Linked DNA regions of Homo sapiens: region 2 is linked to region 1. Evidence: chromatin loops called from intact Hi-C (ENCODE). Cell type or tissue: gastrocnemius medialis. All regions are shown on one strand. Each heading gives the region's core, and the rest is flanking DNA. Links, peaks and the distances in the headings are about the cores only.

The links. Hi-C counts contacts between places; a loop is a spot of excess contacts. Peaks named below come from ENCODE experiments on the same cell type or tissue, not always from the same donor. Only the 100,000 strongest peaks of a DNase experiment are listed, where the experiment ranks them.
Region 2: a loop joins it to region 1, with 5 times the contacts of the local background. A loop is called at or near these places in 7 of 110 quality-filtered maps.

What each region holds. Positions count from the first base shown.
Region 1 is chr16:15,514,623-15,530,703 of GRCh38, reverse strand. It overlaps MPV17L-BMERB1 (MPV17L-BMERB1 readthrough), which reads right to left. Exons shown (of 6, transcript NM_001414674.1): 2 at 15,276-15,399. It overlaps BMERB1 (bMERB domain containing 1), which reads right to left. Exons shown (of 6, transcript NM_033201.3): 2 at 15,276-15,399. LOC105371102 (a long non-coding RNA gene) reads left to right here and starts at 9,693. Exons shown (of 3, transcript XR_933129.3): 1 at 9,693-9,778. In gastrocnemius medialis, for the core only: no CTCF peak of the experiment used is centred there; DNase peaks (open chromatin) are centred at 6,523 and 7,493; H3K27ac peaks cover 3,384 bases.
Region 2 is chr16:15,598,962-15,615,042 of GRCh38, reverse strand. It overlaps MARF1 (meiosis regulator and mRNA stability factor 1), which reads left to right. Exons shown (of 27, transcript NM_014647.4): 17 at 2,266-2,486; 18 at 3,309-3,451; 19 at 3,935-4,068; 20 at 5,318-5,520; 21 at 6,525-6,752; 22 at 10,645-10,875; 23 at 12,840-13,052; 24 at 14,342-14,402; 25 at 14,490-14,615; 26 at 16,019-16,081. MIR6506 (microRNA 6506) reads left to right here and starts at 3,948; the gene lies at 3,948-4,013. RefSeq lists enhancers at 4,277-4,571, 14,619-15,818. In gastrocnemius medialis, for the core only: no CTCF peak of the experiment used is centred there; DNase peaks (open chromatin) are centred at 4,369, 5,953, 7,152 and 9,862; H3K27ac peaks cover 5,529 bases.

The DNA.
Region 1 (16,081 bases), core at 2,747-10,746:
CCACATGATTGAATTACCTTCCACCGGGTCCCTCTCATGACATATGGGGATTATGGGATTACAATTCAGGATAAGATTTGGGTGGGGACACAGCCGAACTATGTCACCATCTCTACAAAATTCAAAAATTAGCTATGTGTGGTGGCACGTGCCTGTGGTCCCAGCTTCTTGGGAGGCTGAGGCAGTAAGATTGTTTGAGCCCAGGAATTAAAGGAAGCAATGAGCTATGACCGTGTCACTGCACTCCAGCCTGGACAACAGAGCAAGACTTCGTCTCTGAAAAATATATATTTTTAAAAAGGAAATTTGCAGATGTGATTAAATTAAGGGGTCCTGAGATGGGGAGATCATCCTGGGTTATCCAGGTGGGCCCTCAATGTCATCACAAGTGCCCCTACCCATTTATGCCTGAGGTTGCAATTTTTTGAATTTGAGAAATCAGACCTGGTGATAGCCTTGAGAAGTAGCATATAAATAACTCCCACATGCTTAGTGTTCCAATAATGGAATGCTAGGCATACATTTAAGAGAAAAACAGAGGGATTTGACACAGAAGAGCAAAGGCGACAGGATGACCTCAATCGAGAGGGACTGGACTATGCCATGCTGCTGGCTTCGGAGATGGAGGAGGGAAACACAAGCCAAGAAATGCAAAGAGTACGGTTCTAGAAGCTGGAATGAATGAGGAAGAGGCTTCTCCTCTAGAGCCTCCAGAAAGCACGGCTCTGCCAACACCTGATTTCAGCTCAGTGAAATCGATTTCAGACTTCCAGCCTCCAGAACTGTAAGATAAAAGAAATGTGTGTTGTTTTAACACATTTGCAGCTGTTTGTTACAGTAGCCACAGGAAAATAACGCACTTAGCTGCATTATCACTCTGTTCCTTCCTATGAATGGACCCACTGTTCACCCTAACCATCAGAGAGCCAGGCAGTTCTCACCACCCAGACCTGCCACATGGAAGGGAACCCTTGAGATTATGTGACCGTGGGAGAAGCAGGAAGATGAGCCCTCATTAATTCATTCAATCAATCTTCACTCAGAGTGCCTACGCTGAGTTTGGCTGTGTGCTGGGTACCGTCAACATTTTTGGGAGTGAAAATAGCTCAGCCTCTGTCCTCATGGAGGTCAGCATCTAGGAGGAGAGTCAGATATTGAACATACACTCACACCAATGAACACAAATTTACAAAAGGCTTCTAAGGAAAGGATTGCAGGGATGGTAATGGGACAGGGACTGGGGAAGTGCTGGGAAGGTGTCCCTCCAGAAATGCCCTAGATCTCAGTCCTCGAGGGGACAGAGTTTATCAGGTGCCTTAGTCCATTTGGGCTGCCATTCTCCCTTTCTTAGCCTAGGTGGCTTATAAACAACAAACACCGCCGGGCGCGGTGGCTCACGCCTGTAATCCCAGCACGTTGGGAGGCCGAGGCAGGCGGATCACGAGGTCAGGAGATCAAGACCATCCTGGCTAACACGGTGAAACCCTGTCTCTACCAATAAATACAAAAAAGTTAGCCGGGCGTGGTGGTGGGCGCCTGTAGTCCCAGCTACTCGGGAGGCTGAGGCAGGAGAATGGCGTGAACCTGGGAGGCAGAGCTTGCAGTGAGCCAAGATCGCACCACTGCACTCCAGCCTGGGCGACAGAGCTAGACTCCGTCAAACAAACAAACAAACAAACAAACAAACACTTATTTTTCATGGTAAAAGAGGCTGGAAAGTCCAAGATCAAGGTGTCAGCAGATTCAGTGTCTGGTGAGGACCTCTTCCTCATAGATAGTGAGTTCTCACTGTGTCCTCACACAGTGAAAGGGAGAAACAAGCTACCCTGGGCCTCTTTTACATGGGCACGAATCCCATCCATGAGGATCTGCCCTCATGACCTAATCACCTCCTGAAAGCCCCACCTCTTGATATTATTACATTGGGAATTAGATGTCGACATATGTATTTAGGGGTGATACAAACATTCAGATCATAGCACCAGGGAAGGAGAGGGGGGTGGGAGGAGAGGGATCCAGGCAGAGGGAACATCACAAACAAAAAGGCCCCCACGGCAGGAGGGGACCTGGTGTGTGTATCGGGGGGTGGGGAGGTGGAGACTAAAAGGAGGCCCAAGGGAGTGGTGTGTGTGTGTAAGGGAGGGAGCTGGGGGTGAGGAATGGATGAAGAAAAGAAGTTGGAGAAGAGGTGTGAGCAGATCCAGCAAGATCTCATGGGCTTTATCATGCTAACAAATTCTGGAAGGTGTTTGCTATGGTGTAAATGTTTATGACTCTTCAAAATTCATGTTGAAACTTAATTTCCAATGCAATAGTATTAAGGGGTGAGGGCCATTAGGAGGTGGGATCAGTGCACTAACAAAAGTGCTCGAGAGAGCAAGTTCAGTCCTTTTTGCCCTTCTGTCCATTCTGCTTGTGAGAAGACGGTGCCCTTCCTCTCTGGAGATCACAGAAGCAAGGCGCCATCTTGGAAGCAGAGAATGAGCCCTTCTAAGTATGGAATCTGCTGGCATCTTCATCTTGGACTTCCCAGCCAGACTCCAGAACTGTGAGAATTAAATTTCTATTTATAAATTACCCAGTCTAAGGAATTTTGTTACAGCAACAGGAACGGACTAAGACAGTGTTTAAATCTGAGAGTTATAATCAGATTCACATGGTGAGAAAATCCCTCTGGCTGCAGGACAGAGATGGGCATGTGAACCTGGGTGGTGGCCATGGAGATGGAGAAAGATGGACAGCTGAGCATTATTTTAGGAGGTAAAACAAACACCAGTTGATGATGAACTGAATATATGAGGTGGAGGGTTGGGAGGGGTCAAGAATGATGTCTAATTTTGGAATTTGAGATTTCCATGGATAGATGGTGATGCTTGACCATTTGCTGAGCTAGGGCTGGTGGGTATTGGGACTAGATGGGGGGATCATGAGTTTGACTTGGACAGATTGAGTTACAGGTATCTTTGAGACATTTAAGTGGAGATATCAGATACTGTACCTTCCCCTGCCTGTCTTTCTCAGCATTTTCCCCTTAGAAATGTGTGTCCAAAAAGAAAAATACCGTGTGATTCCACTTCTTTTTTTTTTATTTTATTTTTTGAGACGGATTCTCACTCTGTAGCCTGAGCTAGAGTGCAGTGGCACAACCTCAGCTCACTGCAACCTCTGCCTCCAGGTATCAAGTGATTTTCATCCCTCAGCCTCCTGAGTAGCTGGGACTACAGGTGTGCGCCACCACGCCTGGCTAATTTTTGGTATTTTAGTAGAGACAGAGTTTCACCATGTTGCCCAGGGTGGTCTCGAACTCCTGAGCTCAGGCGATCCACCCACCTTGGCCTCCCAAAGTGCTGGGATTACAGGCGTGAGCCACAGCGCCTGGCCTGATTCCTGTTTTATGAAGTATGTAGAGTCATCAAAATCAGAGACAGAAAGCAGAATGCTGGTTACCAGGAGCCAGGGGAAAGGGAAAATGGGGAGTGAGTGTTGAATGGTACAGAGTTTCAGTTTGGGAAGATGAAAAAAATTCTGGGGAGGGATGGTGATGGTTACACACAGTATGAATGTTCTTAATGACATAGAACTGTACTCTTAGAAATGGTTTCAGATAGTAAATATTATATATATTTTGCCACAATTTAAAAAATAGAAGTGTGTGTGCAAACTACATATAAGTGTGCATAAAATGTTTTATTTTTATAGTAAAATTTATATAAAATATACTATAATAATAATAAAATATAATAAAATATGATTTATTATATTTTATTATTATTTACTATTATTTCATACTTCATAGAATTATTATTATATTATTTTTATGGAATAATAAAGCAGTTATTTTCCCAACATCCTACTTAAGTAAAAATCTGTGTGTGACTTTTAGACGGCCCCGTGTGCCCCATTCCCTCATATTTTTCTCATTCCCTCAGAGGTAGGCACTATCACAAACTTGTGGTAATGCTTTTTATTTTTATCATTTACCACCCATATATGAAGCCCGGAACAATTATATTTTTTAGTTTTTTTTTTTTTTTTTTTTTGAGATGCAGTCTCGCTCTGTTGCCCAGGCTGGAGTGCAGTGGCGGGATCTCAGCTCACTGCAACCTCCACCTCCTGGGTTCAAGCGATTCTCCTGCCTCAGCCTCCCGACTAGCTGGGACTACAGGCATACACCACCACACCCAGCTAATTTTTGTATTTTTAGTAGAAACGGGGTTTCGCCGTGTTAGCCAGGATGGTCTCAATCTCCTGAACTTGTGATCCACCCACCTCAGCCTCCCAAAGTGCTGGGATTAGAGGCGTGAGCCACCACGCCCGGCCTATATTTTTTACTTTTATACACTTTATATAAACCTGTTGCTCAACATCTTGTTTTTGAGATGCTTTCATGTTCATACCTGTTGCTCATTCATTTTTCACTGCTGTATAGTATTCTGTGGTACAGCTAGACCACAAACGAGGCAGTTATGAACATTCTGGAACATGCCTCCTGATGCTCATGTGTAGTTTCTCTAGGGCAGTGCTGGTGAATAGAATGTTCTACAACAATAGAAATGTCCTATACAAATGTATGCTTTCCAATAGGGTAGCCACTAGCCATTATTTACTAATGAGTGCTTGAAATATGGCTCAGGCTACCGAGAGACTGAATTTTACATGCTATTTAATTTTAATTAATTTAAACTGAAATAGCCACATGAAGCTACTGGCTAACCAGGGGTAGACCCAGGAGCAAAACTGCAGGTTATAATCACCTGTTCATCTTTACTAGGTAACAATGAACTGTTTTCCAAAGAGATAAGGCCAATTTCCCTATATTTTCATTTTATCCAACTTGCTAGGTCTTTGCTAACCTGATAAACTATCCAAATGAAAATTTCTGAGAATAAAAAGGGCTCTATCAGTCAGGGTTCTCCAGAGAAACAGAACCAATACTACTGAAGAGATTTATTTTATTTGTTTTTTCTTTATTCTTTTCTTTTTTCTTTTTTTTTTTTCTGAGATGGGATCTCACTCTGTTGCCCAGGCTGGAGTGCACTGGCATAATCTTGGCTCACTGCAACCTCCACCTCCCAAGTTCAAGCGATTCTCCTGCCTCGACTTTCCGAGTAGCTGGGACTGAAAGCACACGCCACCACAGCCGGCTAATTTTTGTATTTTTAGTAGAGGCAGGGATTCACCACATTGGCCAGGCTGGTCTCAAAACTCCTGACCTCAAATGATCTGCCCACCTTGGCCTCCCAAAGTGCTGGAATTACAGGCGTGAACCACTGCACCTGGCCTGGAAAAAGATTTATGATAAGGAATTGGCTCATGGGATTTTGGAGGCCAAGAAGTCCCAAGATCTATAGGTGGCAGCTGGAGACCCAGGAGAGCTGACGGTGTTAAGTTCCAGTCCAAAGGCTGGCAGGCTCAAGACCCAAGAAGAGCTGATGTTTCAGTTTGCGTTCAAAGGCCGGAAAAGACCCATGTCCCAGCCCAAGCAATCAGGCAGCAGGAGTTCCCTCCTACTCACCCTTTCTGTTGTAGTCAGGCCTTCAACTGATTGGACGGGGCCCACCCACCTCTACATTAGGGAGGGCAGTCTGCTTTACTCAGTTTACCAATTCAAATGTTAATTTCATCCACCAATGCTCTTGCAGACACATACATCGAAGAATCTTTGGCCAAACATCTGGGAACCCTGTGGCCCACTCAAGTTGATGCATAAAATTGATAATCACCAGGGTCTTACATGGTAATCTCCCTCCCAACCCAATGGAGTCTAGGTGGTTCAGAGGTGGTCCTCTGAGCAGAATGTAATACAGTTCTAGGAAGACGGAACTTCTAGAGAGTATTTTCCTTCTCGAAACTTGTTCTGACCATGAAAGGCAACTCGTAGCAGCAAGAGCTTGTCAAGTACAGAACATTTATTTGATTTATTTATTTTCTTTGACACAGAGTCTCATTCTGTCACCCAGGCTGGAATGCAGTGGCACAATCTTGGCTCATGGAAACCTCTGCCTCCCAGGTTAAAGCAACTCTTGTGCCTCAAGCCTCTCGAGTAGCTGGGATTTCAGGTGCACACCACCATGCCTAGCTAATTTTTTTGTATTTTTAGTAGAGATGGGGTTTTGCCATGTTGGCCAGGCTGGTCTGGAACTCCTGATTTCAGGTGATCCACCTGCCTCAGCCTCCCAAAGTGCTGGGATTACAGGTATGAGCCACTGCGCCCAGACTAACATGTATTTCTCCATTCAATCAACACAGATTCCCACCTTCCTCCCCACCTCCCAGTACATTTAGAAATTCAGGAGGAGGGTCCTTCCATTCAGAAGTCTAGCTTAGAAATTCTCCCTCCTCTCTCCTCCCTTTAGTCTCTCCGTTTCTTCTTCCTTCCTTTCCCTCCCCTACACCCCAACTTCTTGTATATTTTGTCCAAGACAAACTGCTTCTTAGATCTTCTGCAATTAAGGGCATCTCTTCCCATCCGATATGTACAGTGGCCCCGGCAATGGTGACCTGTTCCTGGAAGATGCTATTTAAAACCCTGTGTGCAACTAAAGTGACGCAGAGCTCCTGAATGTGGCTGAAATGTGTCAAGTTACATAAACGCACATGCTTCATTTTGCCCTTGGCTTGAAGCTCTTCCTAACAGACTTCAGAATTATCAGCTCATTAAAGGGGAAAAAATGCAGGTTTATAAAAAAATCTTAAATAATCATCATAATAAAATCAAGGCCCCAGGGTAGAGTTGCACTTAATGGTTGAGAGCCACTCTCAAGAGAGTTGGCACCTCCCAAGAGGGTCTCAAGGAAACCACAGTGAATCCCATCTTCTCTTGGGGAGAGGAATATTTTCTGGGAATTCTCTGGAGACAACCATAAGCAGCCCTGATGCCCTACTCTCCCACGAAGCACAATGTTAACAATGAAAGGAAAGAAGGGAATTTTGAATTGCTTACTACCTAGGAAGGGCCACCCAATTTCATACCTGTGTCTGTTTTCATCCCTTGCTATGATGCTGCAGGGAGATATCACTGTCCCCCTTGTACTGATGGGGAAGCCGAGGCTGAAACAGGACAAAGTATTTGCTCCAGGCCACACAGTTGGTAAGAAGTAGAATTCAAAGCTAGTTGAGAGACCCCACAGCTTGATGACTGAGACCATGGACTCTGTGATATGCAAGAGAGGTGATAGGAAGGGAAGGGCATGGTCGCTTTAAATGCTACAGAAGGAAGGAAGGGAAGTGCTGGGTAGAGGAGGGTGTGGTCCCTGGTAAGGGCTCCACCCCCACGCCTGTGCCCACAGTCCTAGGTGAGGACAGGCATTTTTGTTTTCCTGCCCAAATGTTGCATTTCCCAAGACCACCCTGGCCTGCCATGCCCCCATCCTGTATCTATAAAAACCCCAAGACCCTAGCAGGTGACACACAAGCTGCTGGACGTCAAGAGCTGCAGATCGGCAAAGAAGACACAAGCGTCTGGATGTCAAGAAGACGTCAAGAGGAACACGCTGGCAGAAGAGCACATGACAGATGCTGGCAGGCCATCTACTGGCGGAACAAAGTGGAGTTTGGCCTGGGCAGTCGGAGGAGTGCCCAGGCTGCTGGGCGGCCTGACTCCAGGGGGAAACCTTCCCACTCCATCCCCTTCTGGCTTCCCCCATCTGCTGAGAGCTACCTCCACTCAATAAAACCTTGCTCTCATTCTCCAAGTCCAGGTGTGATCCGATTCTTCTGGTGCACCAAGGCAAGAACCCAGGATACAGAAAGCCCTCTGTCCTTGGGACAACGTAGAGGGTCTAATTGAGCTAGTTAACACAAGCCGCCTATAGATAGCAAAACTAAAAGAGCACCATGTAACACACACACACTGAAGCTTCAGGAGTTGTAAACATCCACCCCTAGACACTGCCGTGGGATCAGATCCCGACAACTGGCCCATCTCTATGGTCCCCTAGAGGTTTGAGCAGCGGGGCACTGAAGAAGCGAGCCACTCCGACATCACACACCCTGCGAGGGGGACAAGGGAACTTTTCCCATTTCATCTGGACTTAGAATGCTATTTCATGGAAACTGTACAACCATGGGCAAGAGACTTGACCTCTCAGTGCCTCAGTTTCCTCATCTATAAAATAAAGGCTATGTGATATTTTCTGCCTGGATGGTGATAGTGAGGATTATATGAATCAAAACAATAAAACACTAGAAAACTAGCCAGCATAGAAAATGTTTTAAAAGAACTGCTATCTACAATGCACACACTTTCCGTGTGTGTGTGTGTGTGTGTGTGGTTTTCAACACAATGCATGCACTATTACCCCATTTTGAATCTCTGCCAGGTTCCCAGGGCCTGTCCTCTTTACCACACTTGGTACCTCTTAATAAAACGAAGTTACTGGATTTCAAGCCCAGGCTCTGGAAATATTGGAACTCAAAGGCTGTGCTCTTGAAATATGTCCTTCGCACGCCTACCTTCCCTGCCTGCTGCAGTTCTGTCTCTGGCTGATTAAAACCTGCTTTTGCCCAGAGCAAGCTGAGTGGCAGGGCATGCTATCCCTTTTTATGAAAATCCAGCAAGCGGGTGTAAAAGGAAGATAACCACACCCCTGCCCCATGTGGAGGCCAAAGATACTTAATTATCTGAAACCCAGATAAACAGCAGGAGCGGGTTGGTAGACTAGATGTGGAAAAGCTGAAGCGAGCCAGAGGGGCTGCAAGAAGAATTATTAAAAACTAATGATGTGATTCAGTGCTGGAAGGAAGGCGAGAAAATGAGTCTGAGGTTGTTGACAGCCTCTGAGAGTTCTTGCCTGCAGTAAGATGGGGGCAGGATGGGTAGGGAGATGGGGTAGCAGTGGGAGGTACTAGGAGGTGGGTGGAACATAGGGTCAAGAAGTGAGAAAACACAGGCGTTTCAAGCATTATCTGCCAGATGTTTGCTGCCTGTTTTCCGGAGGCAGTTTTGTGTTACTGCCCTGTTCCAGTAAAGTTGATAAAATTGCCAAGCCTCAAGAAAGAGATCTCTAAATGCCATTTTGCACATTGGAAACCAGGGGTCAAGCAAAGGGAAGTCAGCAAGGGAACACACACTGGAAATTCAGAGTGAGGAGCACACTCAGAGTTCACACCTGCCTGCTGGGAGCTCACTTATGGCTGGTCTGTGAACTTGACCTCCTGGGCCTGATTCAGGGCAAGTGGGTGTCCTGGGTTGGGGTGGTTCCTGATGCATCTTTCTGTTAGTAAGCATTTGATGTGGGTTATGTGAGCATGTGTGTAAAGGGCTTAGCACAAGCCTAGGTCCACAATAAGGGGTCTGTAAATGCCAACTGTTGTGGGCCTTAAGAGTTATTACGGGAACCGGGTTCTTTTTCTACAGCACATTCCCAGCAGACTGACTTCACAAACTTTGACTGTCTGCATTGGAGCTCATCATTTTGGTCTCTGAAATAAACAGTTTATGTGCAGAGAAATGGTGATACTGAAACACCAGGGGTTTGGTCTAGGTCCTGCTGCTCGCCGCATAGAAAGCCCATCACTGACAAGATGAGTATTGCCAAGGAAGATTTTAATTGCGTGCTGCAGCCAAGGAGATGGGAGCTCAGTCTCAAATCCATCTCCCTGACCAACTAAAACTAGGAGTTTACATAGCAGGGAAGAAATGTAACAATGTATAAGAAAACAGGAACTCGGGAGGAGCAAGGAAGCAATCATGAAGAAAACAGGAACTCGGGAGGAGCAAGGAAGCAATCATGATGAATGAGGGGTCTGGTATCTCATCTCTGGATGTGGTAATCTGGTGAGTTTCAGTTCTTTGATATTTTTTGAGAGGCCTGGGGGTCCCTTCCTGAGGAAATAACTCAGATAAGACAAATGAGGGCTTCAAGCTTTAAGATCAGAAAGGTCAACTTCTGTATTTATCCAAAAGAGTATCTATGGGCCGGGTGCAGTGGCTCATGCCTGTAATCCCAGCACTTTGGGAGGCCAAGGCGGGAGGATCACGAGGTCAGGAGATCGAGACCATCCTGGCTAACACGGTGAAACCCCGTCTCTACTAAAAAATACAAAAAAAAGTTAGCCAGGCGTGGTGGCGGGCGCCTGTAGTCCCAGCTACTCGGGAGGCTGAGGCAGGAGAATGGCGTGAACCCGGGAGGTGGAGCTTGTAGTGAGTCCAGATCGTGCCCCACTGCACTCCAGCCTGGGTGGCAGATCGAGACTCTTGTCTCAAAAAAAAAAAAAAAAAAAAAGAACATCTATGATGGGACTATTGGGTCAGTTTCAATGGTACAGAAAAGTCCAAAGCCTGACTTAGTAAAATCTGTCCAAGTTCCACCACACACAATTCAACATTGCAGAACAAGACAAGACCAAGTGTGGGACTGGGGGCATCTAATCGGGGGTTTGTCCTTGCGTTGTAAAAGAGTAAGGCAAAGAGAAAAGGGGTCCTGGCATTGAGAATAAAGATAACAGAACAGCTTAAGGTTAAGGGCTCTGCCCCCACGAGACAGACACCTTGGGTTCAAATCCTGGTACTACTTTATCCTAGCTGGTGACCTCGAACAAGTCACTTTGCCTCTCCGACCTCAATTTCCTCATTCATAAAATAAAAGAGATAGAACTTACTCTATTGGGGTTCTTGCGAGGACTCAAGAAGCTAAAATTAAGGGGTGAATGCATGCAGGGGACGTAGCACTCAGGGTGGCATATCAGTGCCCGCGGGAAACAGCAACTCTGTGTGCTCCCTCATGTGTCCAAGGTCACAGACCAAGGACGTCAGAGAGCCAGGATGATGACCTCTGATCCCACATCTCCCGAGTTCTCACCATTCCCTGGGAGTAGGGAAATCTCCCTCCTCTTCTTCCTCACTGTCGTGGCAGGAAAAGAGGAAGAACAGGCAGGGGCTGTGGATCTTGGGGGAAAGGACAAGTTAAATCAGCTGAGAAAAAGGAAGCCCATGAAATAATCTAAATGTGAGGGTGCCAGAGCTTTGGGGCTGGGGCAGGCAGTCCCCCCCGGACTCATGCTTAAAAGAGTCAATGCAGGCTGGGTGCAGTGGCTCACACCTGTAATCCCAAGGAGGCCAAGGAGGGCAGATCACTTGAGGCCAGGAGTTCAAGACCAGCCTGGCCAACATGGTGAAACCTTGTCTCTACTAAAAATACAAAAATTAGCTGGGCATGGTGGTGGGCACCTGTAGTCTCAGCTACTTGGAAGGCCGAGGCACAAGAATCGCTTGAACCCAGGAGACGGAGGTTGCAGTGAGCCGAGATCGCACCACTGCACTCCAGCCTGGGCGACAGAGCGAGACTCTGTCACAAGAAATAAAAATAAAAGAGTTAATGCTGCGAGAAGCATTGGAAGTGAGACACATTCTCAACCATGAAATAGGGGCTGACTCACATGGTCTCTGCAGCAGCTGATGGGCATTAAGGTGATTACTTCGCAGCAGGTGTGACAAAACAAATCTCACCGCGGCTATTACACTACGGCCACCGGGAGTCTTTCAGCCCAGGGCTGTCACATTCCTGTCACTTAAAGCTTCCTCGCCTGAGCCTGAAAATGATCAGTAGGGTCTGAAATTTTTTTCTCTCCTACTCTGTGCCAAGAGTGTCTCACGTGTGTGTGTGTGTGTGTGTGTGTGTGTGTGTGTAAGAGGATTGTTGGGGTAAGGATGGAGTGAGAAAGAATAATTTATTGCACATTTGACAAATATTCATGACACTCAGTGCCAGGCATTGTTCCAAATGCTGGGAAGACGTTGTGAGGAAATTGGATAAGGTCTCTGCCCTCATGGAGTTTATAAACTTGAAGGAATTATCTTGGTAGTTTATACTCAAAGCTTCCTTCCTTCCTCCTTTTCTTTCCTCCCTTCCCTCCCTTCCCCTGTCCGCCTCTCCCCTCCCTCTCCCCCTCCCTTCTCTCCCACTCCCTTCCCTCCTTCCCTGATTCACTTAATAAACATTCTGGAGTCAGACTGCATCCTAGCTTGGCTACTTATTAGCTAATGCAGCATCAGGCAAATTTTGTAACCTCCCATTACTTCCCATCCAAAATGGAGATAAGAACAGGACACACTCACAGGATAAGCCCCACAGCTTCGGGAAAAACCATCTCTGAGGAACAGCCAAGAAAGTGAATTCAAGCAGGGCCTTGGCTCAAAGCCTGTTGGCCTGGAGGGCTGAGGATGATGGATGAGGACTTTGTGCAGATCTGAGCATACTGTGTCCTTTGTCCTGGTTGCCTTAGTGTCCACCGTCTATCTCTGAGATTGATGAGGCAGGTGCACCACTGGGCAAGCTACACACCATACAAGGCTGAGCCTGGTTGGGGAGCGTCATCACCATCCAATACTGTCTGTAGGACTCCATTCCAGCAAGACATCTGGGGGCCTGGAAGGGGGTCCCTCCCCTGGAAAATGTCACAGAATCCCTGATCTATGTCCTAACAACACTCAGGTCCTTCTGTATCCTTTAGATAATTTGATTTATCCTAGGGTCTACTGTTGACATTTGTCCCTAAGTGGTCAGATTCATGGGCTAGATGAGGACATTCAATGAGATCACAAGTCAAGAGCTTACTGCAGAGCTGCCTCTTAAGAAATGCTAGTTATTCTTGTCCTTAAGCCTGGGCTAAGTGACAGGCATGTGCACATCCATACACACACACATATCCATACATCCATACCCACATCCACACACGCACACATCCACACCCACACACACATCCACACATGCACACACATCCACACGCACACATACACACCCACATCCACACACACACCCACACATGCACACACACATCCTCACACACACATACACACACACAGATCCACACACACACATCCACACACCCACACACATCCACACACACACATCCACAATACACATATACACACACATCCAGACACCCACATACGAACACCCCCACACACATCCACACATCCACATCCACACACATCCACACACATCCACACAAATATCCACACACACGCGCACACAGTAAAGGTCAGTAAGTGCACAGTGGTAACCATTGTTCCTGCAGCAGCACCATTAGGTAAATAAAAATAAATATATATTTTTAAAATTTTTAATTTGTATTTGTATTTTTAAATTTTTTGTATTTTTGTAGTTTTTTTTTTAAACAAAGGGATCTTGATCTTGATTACTTAAAAGCAAGACTCATGTTCTCTGTCTTCCTTTTATTTTATTATTATTTTGGGATAGTTTCTCTCTGTTGCCCAGACTGGAGTGAAATGGTATAATCTCAGCTCGCTGTAGCCTCCGCCTCCCAGGTTCAAATGATTCTTGTGCCTCAGCCTCCCAAGTAGCTGGGATTATAGGCGCACGCCACCACACGTGGCTAAATTTTTTGTATTTTTACTAGAGACGGGTTTTTGCCCTGTTGGCCAGGCTGGTCTCAAACTCCTGGCCTCAAGTGATCTACCTACCTCCGCCTCTCAAAGTGCTAGGATTATAGATGTGAGCCACCACACCTGGCCTCTCTGTCTTCCTTTTAAAACACAGGGAGGAAAGGATTGTTTCTGAATGCTCACGTATCATTTTAGCTTATTTCCAGACAAAAGGGAAGATATTTCTTAGCCATGAAGTGGAAATGTTCTAGAACCTTCCTCAGAGATGTCTGTGAAAAGGAATTATGCATGGGAAGCATTTAGCTCACGGTCTTGCACATGCAAAGGGCTGGATAAATGACAGCTGTGAATACTGCAGTTCATTTTATGTGGCGAGAGGGAAGGTCATATAACGTCCCAGTGAGAGTATGGGCTTTCAGGAGTTCGAGGCTGCAGTGAGCTATGACGGCCTCACTGCATTCCACCCTGGACGACAGAGCAAGACCCTTTATCTAAATAAGTAACTAAAAATTTATAAAGAAGAGGTGTTTTAAAAGCAGAAAGAGCTGAGTCTGAACCCTAACTCCCCATTTACTAGCTGGGAGGCCTTGGGCAGGCTGTTTCATTTCTTCAAGCCTCAGTCTCCTCATCTGCAAAATGGGATGATCACAGACTCAGCCTCTTGGTGTTGTGAAAAATCAGTGAAAGAATAGGGGAGGGGCCTAGCCTGCCTAAAAGATTTGATGTTCCTGCTGCTTCCAGTGGAGGGTGGGTGGGTGGGTGAGCTGACAGGCAGCGCAGGGAATTTTCCAGCCAGGTTGCCTCTTAACCTCTGGTTTGGTTTGGTTTTGCTTGTAACCTTTCACTGTTTGTCGGCAAAAGCCCAATTTTTAAAAAAACTTTTTCATTTTAATTTGATGTTTTTATATTTTTTGTATTTTTAATTTTTTTCTTTTAGCGACAGGCTCTCACTGTGTCTCCCAGGTTGGAGTGCAATGGTATGATCATAGTTCACTGCAGTCTTGAACCCCTGGGCTAAACCGATCCCCCCACCTCATCCTCCTGAGTAGCTGGGACAAAGGCACACACAGCCACACACAGCTAATTTTATTTTTTGTAGAGACAGGGTCTGGCTACATTGCCCTGTCTGGTCTTGAACTCCTGGGCTCAAGCGATCATCCCGCCTCAGCCTCCCAAAGTGCTGTGATTACAGGTGTGAGCCACTGCACCTGGCCTTAATTTGTGCTTTTTAGAGACAGTGCCTCTCTCTGTCACCCAAGATGGAGTGTGGTGATGCGATCATAGCTCACTGCAGCCTTGAACTCCAGGACTCAAGCAGTCCTCCCACCTCAGCCTCCTGAGTAGCTGGGACCACAGGTGTGCACCACCACACACTCAGAGCCCAACTTTTTAAATGAGAGTTTGTCTTGAAAGACTACCTGCAACTCTTCAGGAATGCTGTGCTCTGTAGATAATGAACGTTCAACCCATGTGACTCTGATGTTGCTAGAGACCCCATCTTGTTATTTTTCCCCATTTTAGAAATGAGGGAACTGAAATTCAGAGAGTCCAAGTAACCTGCCCAAGCTGACAGGCTTAAAAAAAACTCAGGCCTATCTGAGAGCAGAGTGTGCGCTCGTGAAAGACACCAGCACAGGGTACAGCCTCTGCATTCCCTTCCCTCTTTCTTCCCCGTGGGTGATACAGAAAGAACAAAGGTTTTGGAGTCAGATTGGCCTGAATTCAATTCCAACTTCAGGGTCTTGCTTAAAACAGGAGATGACAATATCCACTTCCCTGGGTGGTGGTGAGAATCAAATGAGGCTTTTAAAAACGTGCATAATGCCTTTATCTCAGTGCCTGGCACACAGTAGACGATCAACAAATATTAGGTTTTCCTCTCTCCTCCACACACTTCTTTCCTTGGCCACATCCCCAAAACACTCACATGAACCTGAGCTCAGACTCCCGGCGGACCAAGACTTCCCGGAGACGCTGAATTTTTGCCATCTCCAGCTCAATCTCCTCTGGCATCATGGTTGTCTCCGCCATGGAGATGATGTCCAGCTGATCTGTGCAGGAGACAGGAAATACAACCATCAGGACCCCAAGGCTGCACCATGGGACAGACCCTGACATGGTTCCAGGGCACAGCCTTGCTCTGCGACCATCATACACCTTGAGGACAGACTTCAGCCTGTGCCACAAATGTGTATTCGTGAGCACACCCTTTGGGAACCAGAAAATGTGTTTTCCAAAGTAATTTACTTCGTTTGCTTTGTTTTGTTTTGTTTTTAGACGGAGTCTGGCTCTGTCGCCCAGGCTGGAGTGCGGTGAAGCGATCTCGGCTCACTGCAAGCTCCATCTCCCAGGTTCACGCCATTCTCCTGCCTCAGCCTCCCGAGTAGCTGGGACTACAGGTGCCCGACACCTCGCCTGGCTAATTTGTTGTATATTTTTTAGTAGAGACGGGGTTTACCATGTTAGCCAGGATGGTCTCGATCTCCTGACCTTGTGATCTACCCGCCTCGGCCTCCCAAAGTGCTGGGATTACAGGCGTGAGCCACTGCACCCGGCCTTGTTTTTGTTTTTTGAGACACAGTCCTGCTCTGTTGCCCAGGCTGCAATGCAGTGGTGTGATCTCAATCTCAGCTCACTGCAACCTCTGCCTCTGAGGTTCAGGCGATTCTCCCACCTCAGCCTTATAAGTAGCTGGGATTACAAGTGCACACCACCAGGCCCGGCTAATTTTTG
Region 2 (16,081 bases), core at 3,611-11,610, 83 kb before region 1:
CTGGGAAGCTGAGGTGGGTAAATCACCTGAGGTCAGGAGTTCAAGACCAGCCTGGCCAACATGGTGAAACCCCATCTCTACTAAAAATAGAAAAATCAGGCATGATGGTGGGCACCTGTAATCCCAGCTACTCGGGAGGCTGAGGCAAGAGAATCACTTGAACCCAGGAGGTAGAGGTTGTGGTGAGCTAAGATCAAGCCATTGCACTCCAGCCTGGGTGACAAGAGTGAAGCTCTGTCTTTTTTTTTTTGAGACGGAGTCTTGCTCTGTTGCCCAGGCTGGAGTGTAGTGGCACAATCTTGGCTCACTGCAAGCTCCGCCTCCTGAGTTCACGCCATTCCCCTGCCTCAGTCTCCTGAGGAGCTGGGACTACAGGCGCCCGCCACCACGCCCGGCTAATTTTTTTTTTTTTCTGTATTTTTAGTAGAGACGGGTTTCACCTTGTTAGCCAGGATGGTCTTGATCTCCTGACCTCATGATCCGCCCGCCTCAGCCTCCCAAAGTGCTGGGATTACAGGTGTGAGCCACCGCGCCCAGGATTTTTTTTTTTTTTTTTTTTTTGAGACGGAGTCACCCTCTGTCACCAGGCTGGAGTGCAGTGGCCGGATCTCAGCTCACTGCAAGCTCCGCCTCCTCGGTTCATACCATTCTCCTGCCTCAGCCTCCCGAGTAGCTGGGACTACAGACGCCTGCCACCACGCCCGGCTATTTTTTTTGTATTTTTAGTAGAGACAGGGTTTCACCGTGTTAGCAAGGATGGTCTCGATCTCCTGACCTCGTGATCCGCCCGCCTCAGCCTCCCAAAATGCTGGGATTACAGACGTGAGCCACCGCACCTGGCCGAAACTCTGTCTTTAAAAAAAAAAGTACTTTCAGGTATTTGAAGGAAATACCACTTAATGCAGATTTACCTTCGAAAGTCATTTTGGTCCACGTTTTGGACTTTGATAAATGTGAAAATAAATTTAAAAGACCAAGGTATTTGGACCTAGACTTGGGTGAGTGTCTGAGTTACGGGCATGTCCTGAGTTGCAGATATCCAAGGCTGCTGCCCGTGAACGACACTTTACTTGTTGCCTTCCTGTGTATACACACATACTTCCTCCTCTTTGTCCCCAACACTTTTGCTTCTCCCACCTCCCTTACCCTACAGGAAAAAAGGTGAGGATAACCAAGGAATTCTTTCTGAGTCAGCCTGCTCTTAGGAATGTGTGTACTCAGGTTTCTTACGGGACACCTCCTTTCTTTTCCCTCTGTCTTAGACTTCTCAGGGGCCATAGATTATGCCACTCCTCCTTTCTCCTAAGCCATGAGCCCACAAGCCTCCACTTTTTATTTTATTTTATTTTATTTTATTTATTTATTTATTTATTTATTTATTGAGACGGAATCTCGCTCTGTGTCCCAGGCTGGAGTGCAGTGGTGCAATCTAGGCTCACTGCAAGCTCCACCTCCTGGGTTCATGCCATTCTCCTTCCTCAGCCTCCTGAGTAGCTGGGACTACAGGTGCCTGCCACCACGCCCGGCTAATTTTTTTGTATTTATTTTTGTATTTTTAGTAGAGACGGGGTTTCACCTTGTTAGCCAGGATGGTCTCGATCTCCTGACCTCGTGATCCGCCCGCCTCAGCCTCCCAAAGTGCTGGGATTACAGGCATGAGCCGCCGCGACCAGCAAGCCTCTCCACCTTTCTATAAAGATTTCCGTTTGATTACTTATACCTTTTTAATAGGTATAAGCAGTCAAGATGGTGCAAAAACCTGTTCCTTACACCCTTTTATGTCATGCTAATCTTACAACATTATCACTTTCTGTGGTTTTCTGGGTAACGTTTTCAGCTCCACTATGGATTAATTTTGCTCTTCTGGGCCACCTACCTGATGACCATTTATAACTTTGTGGAAAGGTACGTTCCACATGACCAAGTTTCAGAAGGATCTTGGAAATATAACTAGTTTCTAAACTGGGAGCTTCTTGTGTACTTTGACTTCTGCTATAAATAACACTATAGTAGACTCTGCTTTACCTTGGCCGCTTAACTTTGAGGATTAGTGGGACAGCATTTGACAGCCCGTGAATAAGTTAGTTAGCTAGTTATTGGACTATGAGACCTGAATATAGAAACTGAGACGTAAAGCAGCTACTGTATTTGGTTTTGTTTGCTTCCCCATGATCGAACTCAAGCCAGGGACTGCAGGGCCATTTTCCCTTCTTTCAGCTGGTGAAATCTGTGCTTTCTGTCTTATACACGTTCTTTTTCTTCTAGACCCTTGGCTTCTGCGTTCGAAGAGTCCTGTAGGTAACCCCCAGCTGATCCAGTTCAGTAGAGAAGTGATTGACTTGCTGAAAAGCCAGCCATCTTGTGTCATACCCATCAGTCATTTCATCCCATCCTATCACCATCATTTTGCAAAGCAGTGCCGAGTGTCAGACTACGGATACTCCAAGCTGATTGAGTTATTAGAAGCAGTGCCTCATGTATTGCAGGTAAGGCGTGTCACGGGATTACTTGTTTACAGGCAGGAATGTTCCTCCATGGCTTTGGCTGCCTCCATCAAAGAAACAGTTTAATTCCTAAGAAGTCAGTTCTGGGCAGAACATCCACTAAAAACTTTCTTCAGAGGGCAGGAATAACACACACAGGCGGCTTCTCAATTTTTCAGAACGCTGCTAGTTTCCAGTTTTAGAGGAACTCCTTGGAGGACTGAGGAGTATTTTCCCTCTAAGCTCTATAGACCTTCTTCATCCCAGCACAGCTTTCTCCAGAACTGTTCATGATTACAAGGAAGCTCCCATGAATAGCCACATACTTGTATGTTGGTGCCTATGTGAGAGTCAAGGGCTTAACCTTTCTTCTAAATTTAACTAGTTGGAGACAAGTTACTGGGCTAGAGTGTAGCACTGGATCCTATGAAGACTTTTACCAGTTAACTCACAGTGTTATAACAGCTTCCCACTCACTAAAAACGGCTTGAAAAACTTGTAGACCAATTTGTCTGGACAACCAATACAGTTTTCATTTCTGTACTCACGACTTTTCTTTTCAAAAGATTACACTTTTCATTTTTATACTCAACGACTGTTTGGGAGAAGGTGTGCCAGGCCAAAAACGATAAGAGTTTCAGAAGGCCTTGGACATTTGTTCCTTTTGACCAACTACATTTTGTTGATCGACATGTGTTTCAAATTGCACACATTCTACATAAAGGGAGTCATGCTCTGAGGCTAGTAACGAGAGGGTGAGCCAGCAGCAAGGAAGTCGCTGTCTGCTGAGGTCTTATGTGTATAAATAAACTATTTGCTTTGCAGATTCTTGGAATGGGCTCCAAACGTCTGCTGACCCTTACCCACAGGGCCCAGGTGAAGCGCTTTACTCAGGATTTACTAAAACTTCTCAAATCCCAGGCCAGCAAACAGGTCATTGTGAGAGAATTCTCACAGGCTTATCACTGGTGAGTTGATGAAAAGAACAGAAATGAAAGTAAATATTTTAGGACATTTTATCTTCTGCCAAACTCTAAATAGTTATCTAGTATTTCTATTAAGCATTCTTTTGGAAAACTTGTAGTAGTTTTTTGTTTTTTTTTTTTTTTTTTTGAGACGGAGTCTCGCTCTGTCGCCCAGTGGCACGATCTTGGCTCACTGCAAGCTCCGCCTCCCGGGTTTATGCCGTTGTCCTGCCTCAGCCTCCAGAGTAGCTGGGACTACAGGCGCCCGCCACCACACCCGGCTTATTTTTTCTATTTTTTAGTAGAGACGGGGTTTCACCATGTTAGCCAGGATGGTCGCGATCTCTTGACCTCGTGATCCGTCCACCTCGGCCTCCCAAAGTGCTGGGATTACAGGCGTGAGCCCCAGCGCCCGGCCGGAAAACTTGTAGTTCTTCTACCGATGATACTACTCATTCCGTATCCACTTCCGTTGTTAAAACCTAGGTGTTTCTCAAAGGACTGGGATGTCACTGAATATGGTGTTTGTGAGTTGATTGACATCGTATCAGAGATTCCAGACACAACCATCTGCTTGTCCCAACAAGATAATGAAATGGTGATTTGTATCCCCAAAAGAGGTATGTGACTTAACATTTGCTGGAAGGATATTGTCTATCTCCTGTTATTTTAACATAGTGTGGCATGGAAGATGTGGTTTTCCCTCCCTGTCCGTGCTTCCTGAAGATTCCACAGAAAGCACAGTGTGAAAACTGCTGCTCTTTGGATTCTGTGTTCTTCAAAGTAGGTGAAGCTGTTCTCAAGAACAAAAGCAGGCTGGCTTTTTAGAATTGACTCTAAGGGGAAAAAGGGGCATCATCAGCACTTTGCTCAAATGCCTTCTGCAGCCTGGCTGTGGCTACATGAGCCTTAGTCATCCAGTTGAGAATCTGTCACCGTGCCTGTTGGCTTTGCTCTTCTGTTGAACTCTGAGCTACTTTATTTACTGTGCACACTTGAGAAGGGAAGACAACTCGAATGTTTTTTTTTCTTTTGCCTTTCAAATTTTAATAGTTGAAGTCAGAACTGCACAGGTCCAGTTACGGGTAGAAAGTACAGTATTTGAGGGATGCGAAACTCATGGATACTGGGGGCCAATTTTTCGTGTCTGCAGTTTCCGCGGGGCAGACCGCAAGACTTGAGTAGGTGCGGATTTTGGTATCCAGGCAGGGTCCTGGACCCGATCCCTTGAGAACACCAAGGGGTGACTGTATGGTCGTATCCTCCTTCTATTATCTGGTTCTTAAACGGTGCTCCTGCAGAACATTGATGTCCATGAAATCATAGAATTCCAGGGCCCATTCTCACTTAAAAATTAATAGAAACAATCTCAGCTTAAGCTTTCCCTCCTGTTTATTTTTGTTCAACTTTTGAAGCCTGATTCTCTCTTCTGCTAGCAAGTTTTAACTGAAGATCAGATGAATAAACAAAAAAAGTGGGGATATTCAGAAGCGTGATTTCATGGGAATAATTTCTAGAGTACTTGCTTAAGTACAGGGACCTGGGTGTGTGTCATGTTAATAGATATGGGGCAGGGGCTAGAAAATTGTTTCTAGCTTATAAGATGACATTGTTTCTAGCTTATAAGATGAATATATATGAATTTCATAATATAATAATATCATAACTTCCTGGTGTTCTGCCCTGGAACATGTTTGAGAACCACTTGCAAAGAGGGAAGAGTATATGTGTTTGTTTTAGGTTGTGTGTGTTTGGAAGGCAAGGATGATATCGTTTATAAATTCCCAAAAGGATTTACTCTAGTGTGGATGTTGAACACAAATGGGTAGAAAAAAACTGTGATTTTATGTTTTTTGGTTTTTTTAAAAGAACGCACTCAGGATGAAATAGAAAGGACAAAACAGTTCTCCAAGGATGTCGTTGATTTGCTGCGTCACCAACCCCATTTCCGGATGCCCTTTAATAAATTTATCCCTTCTTACCATCACCACTTTGGCCGGCAGTGCAAACTTGCGTACTATGGGTTTACCAAACTACTTGAACTTTTTGAAGCCATACCTGATACTTTACAAGTGAGTGAAGAAATTCTAATTTTATAAAGTATTTTTCTGAACAACGTATAGGAAATACTTTTTCACGTTCCAGACCTGTTTTTCTGGGAAGTAGGGAGTTACGAAAGAGGATGAAAATCTAAGCTATTCCAGTCAGAGAAGCCATATTCCTGACTCATTAGTATTTTTAGATAAATATGGCTTTTTCCTTCAATAAAGGATTATTCAAACTTGTTTTGGGGGTAATTATTGAAAAAAAGATTCAGTAGGTTTTCTTTTTTTTGTTTGTTTGTTTTTGTTTTTTGAGACGGAGTTTCTTTCTTGTCGCCCAGGCTGGAGTGCAATGGCGCAATCTTGGCTCACTGCAACCTCCGCCTGCGGGTTCAAGCAGTTCACTTGCCTCAACCTCCCGAGTAGCTGGGGATTACAGGTGCCCGCCACCATGCCCAGCTAATTTTTCTATTTTTAGTAGAGATGGTGTTTCACCACGTTGGCCAGGCTGGTCTTGAGCTCCTGACCTCAGTTGATCCGCCTGTCTCAGCCTCCCAGAGTGCTGGGATTACAGGCGTGAGCCACCACACCTGCTGATTTCTTACACTGAATATTTGTTCATTACTTTTATACTTTTAAAATCCTTCGTGTTGAAGGTAGGTCTGAGTACATGAGGTAACATCAGTGCTAAGCTGTTCGCTGTTGCTAAGTTAAACCAAATTTCTGTTGTTGATTTTATTTTCTTTTTTTACTACTGAAGTGCTTTTTAAAAATTGTTTTATTGTGGCACAATACACATAACATAGAACTTACCTTCGTAACTATCTTTATATCTCCTGTCCAGTAGTGGTCAGCACATTCACATTGTTATGCAACCGATCTTCTGAACTTTTTCATCTTACACAACTGAAACTTTATACCCATTCAGTAACGCTGACTTGTTTTTTCATTACTAGCTGCATACTTTTTTTGCTATTCTGTAAACACCCGTGATTTGTTTATTTTCCCTTTCCTCCCCCCGTGTGTTTTCAAAGGTATTGGAATGTGGAGAAGAAAAGATCCTTACTCTGACAGAGGTGGAGCGGTTCAAAGCTCTAGCTGCCCAGTTTGTTAAACTCCTTCGGTCCCAAAAAGATAACTGCCTTATGATGACAGATCTCCTTACAGAATATGCTAAAACTTTTGGTTATACATTTCGTCTCCAAGACTATGATGTCAGTTCCATTTCGGCTTTAACTCAGAAACTCTGCCATGTCGTGAAGGTAAATGTTTTTTTTTTTTTTTTTTTTTTTCCCTCATGGGATAAAACTCACAGTGACCTAATTCTCATTAGGACGTTTGCGTGTGCTGTAGCGTTTCTTTATTTACACCTTGAACTACTTAACTGTCACAGCATTATGACTCGTTTTGTGTCATTAGTGCTTATTAGGTAATAGAAGCCTTGGTTTGGAAGTTGAGAGTTTTGGTCTTCCTCTTGTGTGTTTCTGAATGGCCTTGCCAAAGCAATGCCTTTGTGAACTGATGAGGTCACTCTTCACCCCAGGGTTCGGTCATGAGGTGCAGCTGCCTCAGCACTGCTGGCCTGAGCTTGACTCCTTCCAGTGTGAGTTTTGCCTGTGACGTTCTTGGGAGCCCGTAATCACACAGTGTCCTCTCCCTCCACATTCTCACCCACTTAGGAGTAGGCTTAGGAGCAAGCGAGGGTGCAGAGTGGCCTTTGTCACTGGCAGAGCTGTAGTAGAGAGGGCAGCTCGTGCTGTTTGCTGTCCTGGACTGCACTTGACCCTTCCTGTCCTAGGCAGAGCAGCTGCCAGTTTTCGGCCTCCTCCCCCACAGGACCAGAAGAAGTCACTGCCAGGAGGAAGGAATGGAAAGGGAAGCATGAAGGACGGCACCCTCAGTTACAGGCCCATTACTAGCTGCACACATTTCTGTGTCATTTAATTCCGTAAACAGCCAGAACGGGTTCACTCTCCCTTTCCTTCCCACTGTGGGGTTTTTTTGGAGTTGGAGTCTTGCTCTGTGGCCCAGGCTAGAGTGCAGTGGTGCGATCTTGGCTCACTGCAACCTCCGCCTCCCAGGTTCAAGAGATTCTTCTTCCTCAGCCTCCTGGGTAGCTGGGATTACAGGCGCCCGCCACTACGCCCAGCTAGTTTTTGTATTTTTAGTAGAGACAGGGCTTCACCGTGTTGGCCAGGCTGATCTCGAACTCCTGGCCTCAGGTAATCCGCCCACCTCAGCCTCCCAGAGTGCTGGGATTACAGGCATGAGCCACTGCACCCAGCCCCCACTGTTTTTTAATGTATTGGACTGCAGCTAAGAAGACGTTCTTACCTTGGCAGAGGTAGGAACGCTCAGAGCTCTCCTTAGGTACTGATTGGTTGGAGGAGGAGGTGAGAGAGCAGGAAGCACAACCAGGAGAGCCGAACATCCCTGAGCCAAGGCAGAGGAATGGCCAGCAGCATCGCAGGAGGGCTGGTCAGAGAGGGACTGCCTGACTTCCAGGTTTAGCTCAGTGGGAAGAGTCGGTGCTGCTGGCCAGGTCAGTGGCAGTGTTGGTTGTGTAGACAGAAGCCACCTTGGAGTGTGGTGAGGAGTGAGGAGAGGTGAGAAAATGGCCCAGGTCATCTGGACAGCATCCTGGTTTGTCTGCTTGTGAAGATGGAGGGCTGTGGCAGCAGCTAGAGGCTGTGGGGCTGAGGGAGCAAGGGAGGATTTGGGCTGTTGGTTTTCCTACCTGGAAAAACTTGAGCATGTCTGAAAGCCATTGATGTGGATCTGTCTAGAGAGAGAAGATGAACATACAAGGGCGAGAAGGGGTAAGACAGGAGGGCCTTGAGGTGTGGGAGACTAGGAAACAGCACACAGAGGAAGGAGGAAGTATACAGGGCAATAGGCTGGGGGCAGGCATGGGCAGGTCTGATGTTTATCATCAGGAATAGAAGGGAGTCCTCTTCCAAGAGTGGTTTTCCACTAGAGAGAGGGACTGATCTCTGCTTAGAGAGAGAGAGGAGAGGCAGGGCTCAGGACTTAGGAGTGGGGAGAAGGTCCACAGTTGTCATGGTGAGTGGAGAGTGGCTTGATCAGGATGTCACGTGGAGTGCAGGGGTATCGAGAGCTCACTGCAAGTTGGCACCGTAGACTCTGGGAGAGCAGCAGTTGGGGTGTGGCTATGCAGGTGTCGGTTCAGGGAAAGCAGGTGGTTGGATTCAAGGTGGGAGTTTACCGATGGGCGTCAGGAAAAGGCATGGGATGAGCGAATTTAAATATTGACAAGAATGTCAGTGCCAGCATGACAAAAGAGGAGAGTGAAGCAAGGGAGTGGGCTGGCAAATTGGGAGCAGATAGGAGGCAGTGATGCTGCTGAGGTTTGAGAAGGGGCGGAGTTGAGCGGGTAGAGTCTCTTTCTGCACTCCCACCCCAACAGCAGCTCCAGACTTGCTTTTGCAAGTGGGATGCTCAGGAGGTTTGAATGATTTATGTTGGATGGGGTAATGACAGGTTTGCACTGTGACCCTGGAGATGGGTGTCTGCAGTGAAATTGAACACAGGAGGATGTCGTCGGAGATGACAGAGGCAAGGCATTGAAAGGCTATACGGCTGTGGTGTGGGACAGGTCCCTGGGTGTTCAGTTGCCCAGGATGATGAAAGGGGTGGACTCAGGTGGATAGGAAGACCCCACGCCATGACCTAGGGCTTTGCTGGGTGAGTGTGATGGGTGGGCAGCTGGGGTGTGAGCAGCAAGAATGGGGAGAGCTGAGAGAGGCTCCGTGGTGCCTCCCTGGCTGCCCACTGGGTCTCCTGGGAGCTTCTCCAACCTTACCTTTCAGATTCTTATAGAATTAGTCCCAGCACACTCTGAGCATTGGTGTTTTTAAAAGCTCCCCAGGCAATTCTAATGCATAGCCGGGATTGAGAATCAAGGGATGGATCCAAGTCGCACCAGAGGAGCAGGCTCTGGTTTGGTTTCTTTCCTAAGCAGCTGTAGTGATGGTGGGGGTCTGGGTGGCTAAGATGACTGGGATCCCCTGGACTTGTATCGGTTGGTTGATTAAACCCGCTTCTGAGGAGGAAATCTATACAGTCCCATAATCATGATAAGTAGGGTGGGACCCTGCCAGCCTCCCTCCTGCCTTGGCTCTGGGCACATGTCAGAACCAGATAAAGATGCCCTGGTCTTGGGATGGCTCCTCAAGTGCCACCCACCTCTCTCTGCCTCTCAGAATCCACGGTCCAAAGAGTGCCAACTTGTGGTGACTTAGCCCTGCCAAGACCTTTGGCCCTGGCAGGAAAACCAGATAAAGGGGGCAAACAAGCTGTCAGGATGAGCATTGGTTTGTGAGAGCAGTGCCGGAGCCGTGTGTGTGCCAAAGCTCTGCCTGTTTTTGTGCCAGGAAAGGCTCACGCCACAGCCTCACCCTCGCCACCCACAGCCTGCTGGCTCAGTCACCAGATGCGTGTTTCTTCACATGGTGTTTGGTCCCCAAGTGACAATCTCTGTCTTTTTTGTAAGGTTTCCCTCTCAGCGCATTTAACCGCTTAAACCCTTTATCTCCTTGAGAATCTGAAATAATTGAGGAGTGGACAGTTACTAGTCAGATGAAAATACCAGCTTTGTGGTGAGTAATAGCAGACTAGAAAAATGCAGCTTGCCTTGTAATCAGAGTAGGCCCTCTCTCACCTCCCCAGCCCGCCCTGGGGACGCATATGGGCAAGTCGGGTCTGCACAGAAGCCATGTGAGTGTTGCTTAGAGTCTAGCCTCCCCATCCCTACCCCCCTTCGAGCACAGCAACCCACACTTCACAAGCTTGGACCACTGGCCATCAGCTGGCCAGTCTGTGTCCTTCTTATAGTGGGGTTTGGAAAGAATGAATGAAAAATAAAGAGAATGATGCAATTTCCTCCCCCATTATTATCTTGTTGAGAGTTTTCAGTTATGGACCGGCAGGGGGAGGACAGTTTCTGCTTCCATGTTGGTCTGGTGTCCCAAAGACGCTAAAAACAAACCCACTTGCTTTATTTCAGTGTAAGAGAAAAAAATTAGAGATTTTTCATCTGTTGGTCTCATTAACCAAAATGAAGTGAGCTGAGTTGGGTATAACCTAGGGTGTCTCTCTTGAGCTCTGAAAAGTGTGAATTCTCGTTTTCCCCAGGTTGCCGATATAGAATCTGGCAGACAGATTCAGCTGATCAACCGAAAGTCTCTGCGATCTCTCACTGCCCAGTTGCTGGTATTGTTGATGTCTTGGGAAGGAACCACCCATCTTTCTGTTGAGGAGCTCAAGAGACATTACGAAAGTACCCACAACACTCCCCTTAACCCCTGTGAATATGGATTCATGACCTTGACCGAACTGCTGAAGAGCCTGCCATACTTGGTTGAGGTAGGCACGTTAATGGCTCTTTAGAACTATCATTGAAAACTATCGATTGGGCATTTCCGGATTACCTGATGGTCTAGATTAGAGTGTGTAGAGCTGGAAGGGACCCGAGAGACCATTTCATGGATGAACACGCCGAGACCTCAGGCAGTGAAGCAGCCCTGCCTAAATGGGTGGCAGAAGCCAGTGAAAGCCTGGTCTCCTCATCCTGGCACTGGGGTGTGTTTGTCCCGTTCTAGGATGAAAGCCTGGTCTCCTGATCCTGGCTCTGGGGTGTGTTTGTCCCATTCCAGGATGGATTTCGCTACTGTTTTATCTTTCTGAATGAGATGGTTTATGTGGTGGCTTGAAGAGAGAGATGAGTAAGGTGAGGGCAGAAAGGAAGGTTGGCCAGCCAGTCCCCCAGGCAGCCTTTCAAGAATGGCGCTCCAAGATTGAGAGAATCTTAAGAGAATACTGCATGCAATTCTCGGGCGACAGATATAAAAACCTAGAGTAAATAAATGAAATCCTGGAAAAAATAAGTTACCAAAATTCACTCAAGAAGTTAAAAATTAGACCAATTACCATAAAAGAGACTATAAAAGATCACTGAAATATACCAGTGAAAAAGGCATCAGGACCAAGTGAGATAACAATTGAATTTCAACCAACCCTAAAAGAACAGATAAATCTACCTTTTAAAAAACCATTCTGGGGCCCGGCAAGGTGGTACACGTCTATAATCCCAGCTACTAAGAAGGCTGAGGCTAGAGAATCACTTGAGCCCAGGAGTTTGAGGCCAGCCTGGGCAACATAGCAAGAACCCATCCCCAAGAAAAAAAATACTGTTCTAGGCTGCTGAAAAAGAAAAAAGGAAAGCTTACCATTTATTTTTACGAAGCCAAAATAAATTTAATACCAAAAACATAAGATAGTCCCTTAAAATGATCCTAAATAAGATATTAACAAATGAGCTCCAGCAATTTAAAAGAATGATATGCCATTATCATCTAACTGTGGGACACATCATTAAATAATGAAAGGATATACATCCAGCATTTTCTAAACTCTGTTAATATCTATCCTAAGAACACCAGTTCTGGACAGGTGTTAATGCATATTTCAGGACAAAGGACTTTCCCTGTCCAGCTAAGATTGGGAATATCCTTTCTCTTGGCGATTCCATAGCATGTTAAACACTTTGAAAAGGTTTGTGGTAAAGAAATCTGCTTCCTTACCCTGCATACACAAGGGTTTTGTGTTTGTTTCTTGTTGCTTTTGATGTGTTTTTAAAGAATGCTAGTGTCATCCTCTTATCACAGTGTTTCTTGGAAAACTGGTTTGGAGGTGCAGTTTAATGGCCCCAGTGTTCACTGTGTGTACCGTGATTTGCCAACACAGTTTGCCTCCCCCGATTTCTTCCCTACTCACACACTGTCTCTTCAGACCGCTGCAGCCTTCGACTTGCAAATAGAACTGAAGTTTGCTGGAGGCTATAGCCTTCTCTTGGAGGAAATCCTTGAATATATCCCTCCTCCTTTTCTTTCTCCTCTTCCTTCTTTCCTTCCTCCTCCTCCTTTCTTCTTCTTTGTCTTTTTTGTCATCTTCATCTTCTTCATCTTTGTCTTTGTCCAATTCGTCGTCTTCGTCTTCTTTATCGTCGTCTTCGTCTTCTTCATCGTCGTCTTCGTCTTGTCTTCGTCTTCTTGTTCTTTGTCTTCATCTTTGTCGTCTTTATCTTCGTTTTTGTCTCGTCGTCTTTGTCTTCATCTTCTTTGTTGTTGTCTTCTTTATCTTTGTCGTCTCCTTCTTCTTCGTCATCTTTGTCTCCTTCTTCATCTTCATCTTCTCATCTTCGTTGCCTTCTTTTTCTTCTTTGTCTTCGTCTTCAACTCTGGGCCTTTTCCCTCAGTGGGAGGCCTTCACTTTCCACGGGGCAGGGCCAGTCACTAATATTTCTAATGCTGCGTTTTCTTTTTAACCAGGTTTTCACTAATGATAAGATGGAAGAATGTGTGAAGCTCACAAGTCTGTATTTGTTTGCAAAGAATGTGCGGTCTTTACTTCATACTTACCACTACCAGCAGATTTTCCTTCATGAGTTTTCCATGGCCTATACCAAGTATGTCGGAGAAACTCTGCAGCCCAAGACCTACGGCCACAGCAGCGTGGAGGAGCTCTTGGGAGCAATTCCACAGGTGGGCATTTTTCTCAGCTTCCGGGAGAGCATCTTCTGAACAGCCACAGGCTAACTGTCCTGAACAGAAAAATAAAATGCTGCCAGAATAATGGAACGGCAGGCATTTTGAATTGATCCTTTCAAAACATACTGTTGGTCTAAAGTAAATGATTTTAGCATTTCTCCTTGATTCTTTCTGTAAACCTTTATTAAATCCCTATATGCCAGGTGAGTAAGTTTCAGGCTGTAACTCTAGAAAGGTGTTGGTTAATGGGAGAGTCAAGACCCCCAAGCAGGCAACTAGTCAGGGCGGTCAGGGCAGTGGGCGCGCTGAGGAGGGCCGTGTCAGGGCCCACTTCCCAAGCCTGGGGAGCCTGTTGCAAAACCTTCAAGGATGTGCCTGAGGGAAGCACGTGACAAGGAGGGGAGAGAGCATTCTGGGCAAAGGGGATGATGACATGAGCAGATGCAGGGTTGTGACAAGTGGCATGGAGTGTCGAGAGGCTAAGAGGGAGCTGAGAGCTCGGTTAGGGAGGGCGTGGCTCCTCCAGGTAAGGAGGGAGGACTGTGTTGGAGAGAGCTGGAGCCCAGGTTTGCATTTGAAAAGCACCCCAGTGGTGCTGTCCATGGTAGAGCCGAGAGAAGCAGGCATGGAGAAGGGAACTGGGCTAGGATCCTGGCCACTGCAGAGGTCTGGGTCAGTGTTAGATGGAGGGATTGAGCCAGAGTAAAAATAGTAGAATAGAGGAAGTAGGAAGGACCCAGGCAAAGCTTGCCTGGGAGCTGAGATCAGTGACCTGGCGACGGTGTGCACATGTAGGGGGCCTGGGAGCCTAGCTCCACTACTACCACTCTGCTTGGCTGAGATGGAGAGCGGCACCATCAGGGAGAGGACTTTAAGATGCTGATAATGAACTTAGTTTAAAGGGTCTGAGAGATTGCTCTTAATTCTTTTAGGTGGTTGTTCAGTTTCTGCAAAAAAATGGCAAAGAGCTCTCATGTGAGAACTACCTTAATTTATATGCCAAAGCTGGTGTTTGGAAGACAGTCTTTTTAAGAATTATAAAGGATATTTCTGAAACTGTGTCTCATGATTTTTGAACTACTCTGCTTTTTATAGGGGTATGTTTCTGTCAGCTTCTGTTGCTTTAAAAGCTAAGGAGAGAGTAGAGAAACATGCTTCTTGGCAGTAACTCAGCTCCTAAATTCTAGCCTAAGGCAGGCTCCGTAGGTCACACTCTTCCTGAATGTTAGGGCTTCTGTCCCCTCCTTTTCCGCTGCTTAACCAGTAGTATGTCTTGTGTGCAGGTGGTCTGGATAAAAGGACATGGTCATAAGAGAATTGTAGTGTTAAAAAATGACATGAAAAGTAAGTAAGCACCCATCCCCTCCCCCCTTAAAAAATCACGGTTCTCTCACTGACATTTCTCTCTGACGGGTGCTCTTTGTCCTGTAGGTCGTTTGAGTTCACTCAGTCTCTCCCCTGCCAATCATGAAAACCAGCCCTCGGAGGGCGAGCGCATCCTGGAGGTGCCCGAATCGCACACAGCCTCGGAACTCAAGCTTGGAGCTGACGGCAGTGGTAAGAGAGGAAAAGCAGAGACATAGGAGCTTGTGAAATTCTAGGAGAAACGGCTTTGGGGTCGGGGAGAGCGAGGGAAAGGACTCCAGCAAGTCATCCAATCTGCTGAAGTTACATAGCCACACATTTTTCAAAGCAGTTTTGGTATTTAGTTAGTAACAGGATAAAATTGACCTTTATCTGTTAGCATTGCATGGTTGACTGGTTAAAGTCCCTGAAGGATGTTGGCACCCCCATAATGATCATCTTACCCCAGTTCAGATGTTGAAGAAAAAAATTATTCCGACACTTATTATAATGGATATTCATGACACTTGCAACAGGGGAGAGAGAGCCAACTCCCAATACATAGCCTAGGAGCAGAGTGAGGGCTCAGTGGGTGGAAAATTACTAAGAGGATTCTTGCTATAGGCATGCAGGCCAGCCAAGGATCTAGACATCAGTGGTTGGGAATAAGGAATTCGATCAGCTGTGAAGGGTGAGGGGATTCTCACTAAACTGACTCAAGCTAAGACTCTAGAGCGAGCCGGCAAGTTCAGCAACAGACATGGAAGGCCAAGGTCAGGCCTGATCCGGAAGAGGGCTCAGGGTGCCTGACTCATGGCTGGTCAAGGCGTCTTTGTCACAGGACAGCCCTAGGCAGGATTTGATATACTAATGCATTAATATTACCCAAAATTACACTGAGTCACATAGATTTCAGATAGATCCACCTCTGTAGTAGATAGAGGCCAATTCTTGGAATGTTATAGCAGTTCTAACTTTTCTGAAGGACTTTTGAATTCATCGTTATAGGTGAGAATTTTGTCTTCATAACATGCGGCGAGATAGCACGTTACCGTCCCCTGTGCCCTTAGGATAACTGAGTTACACAGCATTTGACGTTTTATGAAGCGCCCTCCTGGGAATCATCTGCCGAAGCTGCCCCACAGCCTTCAGCAGTGCTGACCTCCGTTGTGCAGCGGAGGCTCGGAAATCTCAGGCAGTCACGTATTACAGCTCACCCAGAGTCAGCAGCTAGGAAGCCACGGAACCAGGCCCAGGGCTTCGGATTCTGAGCTTCCACTTGCTGTTAACTACGTACACCCCGTCTCAGGCTGTCCCTTCTCTTTGGAAGCTGACTGCAGGACCCTTTTCTCTGGTTGGGTCTTTTGAGGGGCCAGTGTTCCTAAGAACACGGATCTTCAGAAGAACTAGCTTATTAAGGCGTTCCATTACCAGGATCTTCCTGTTAGTGGGTTTTGGGTTTTTGTTTTTTTTTTTTTTTTTTTTTAATACCTTAAATACTTCTTGACTCTCTTATCTTTAAGGCTTAGAAGGAAAACTTCAGGTGTGAGCCCAGGGTGTGTGCTGGGGGTGGGCGTGGAGGTCCTGTGGTGTCACGGCCCTCCTTGTTTGCCCAGGGCCCAGTCACACAGAGCAGGAGCTTCTCCGCCTGACCGACGACTCCCCCGTCGACCTCCTGT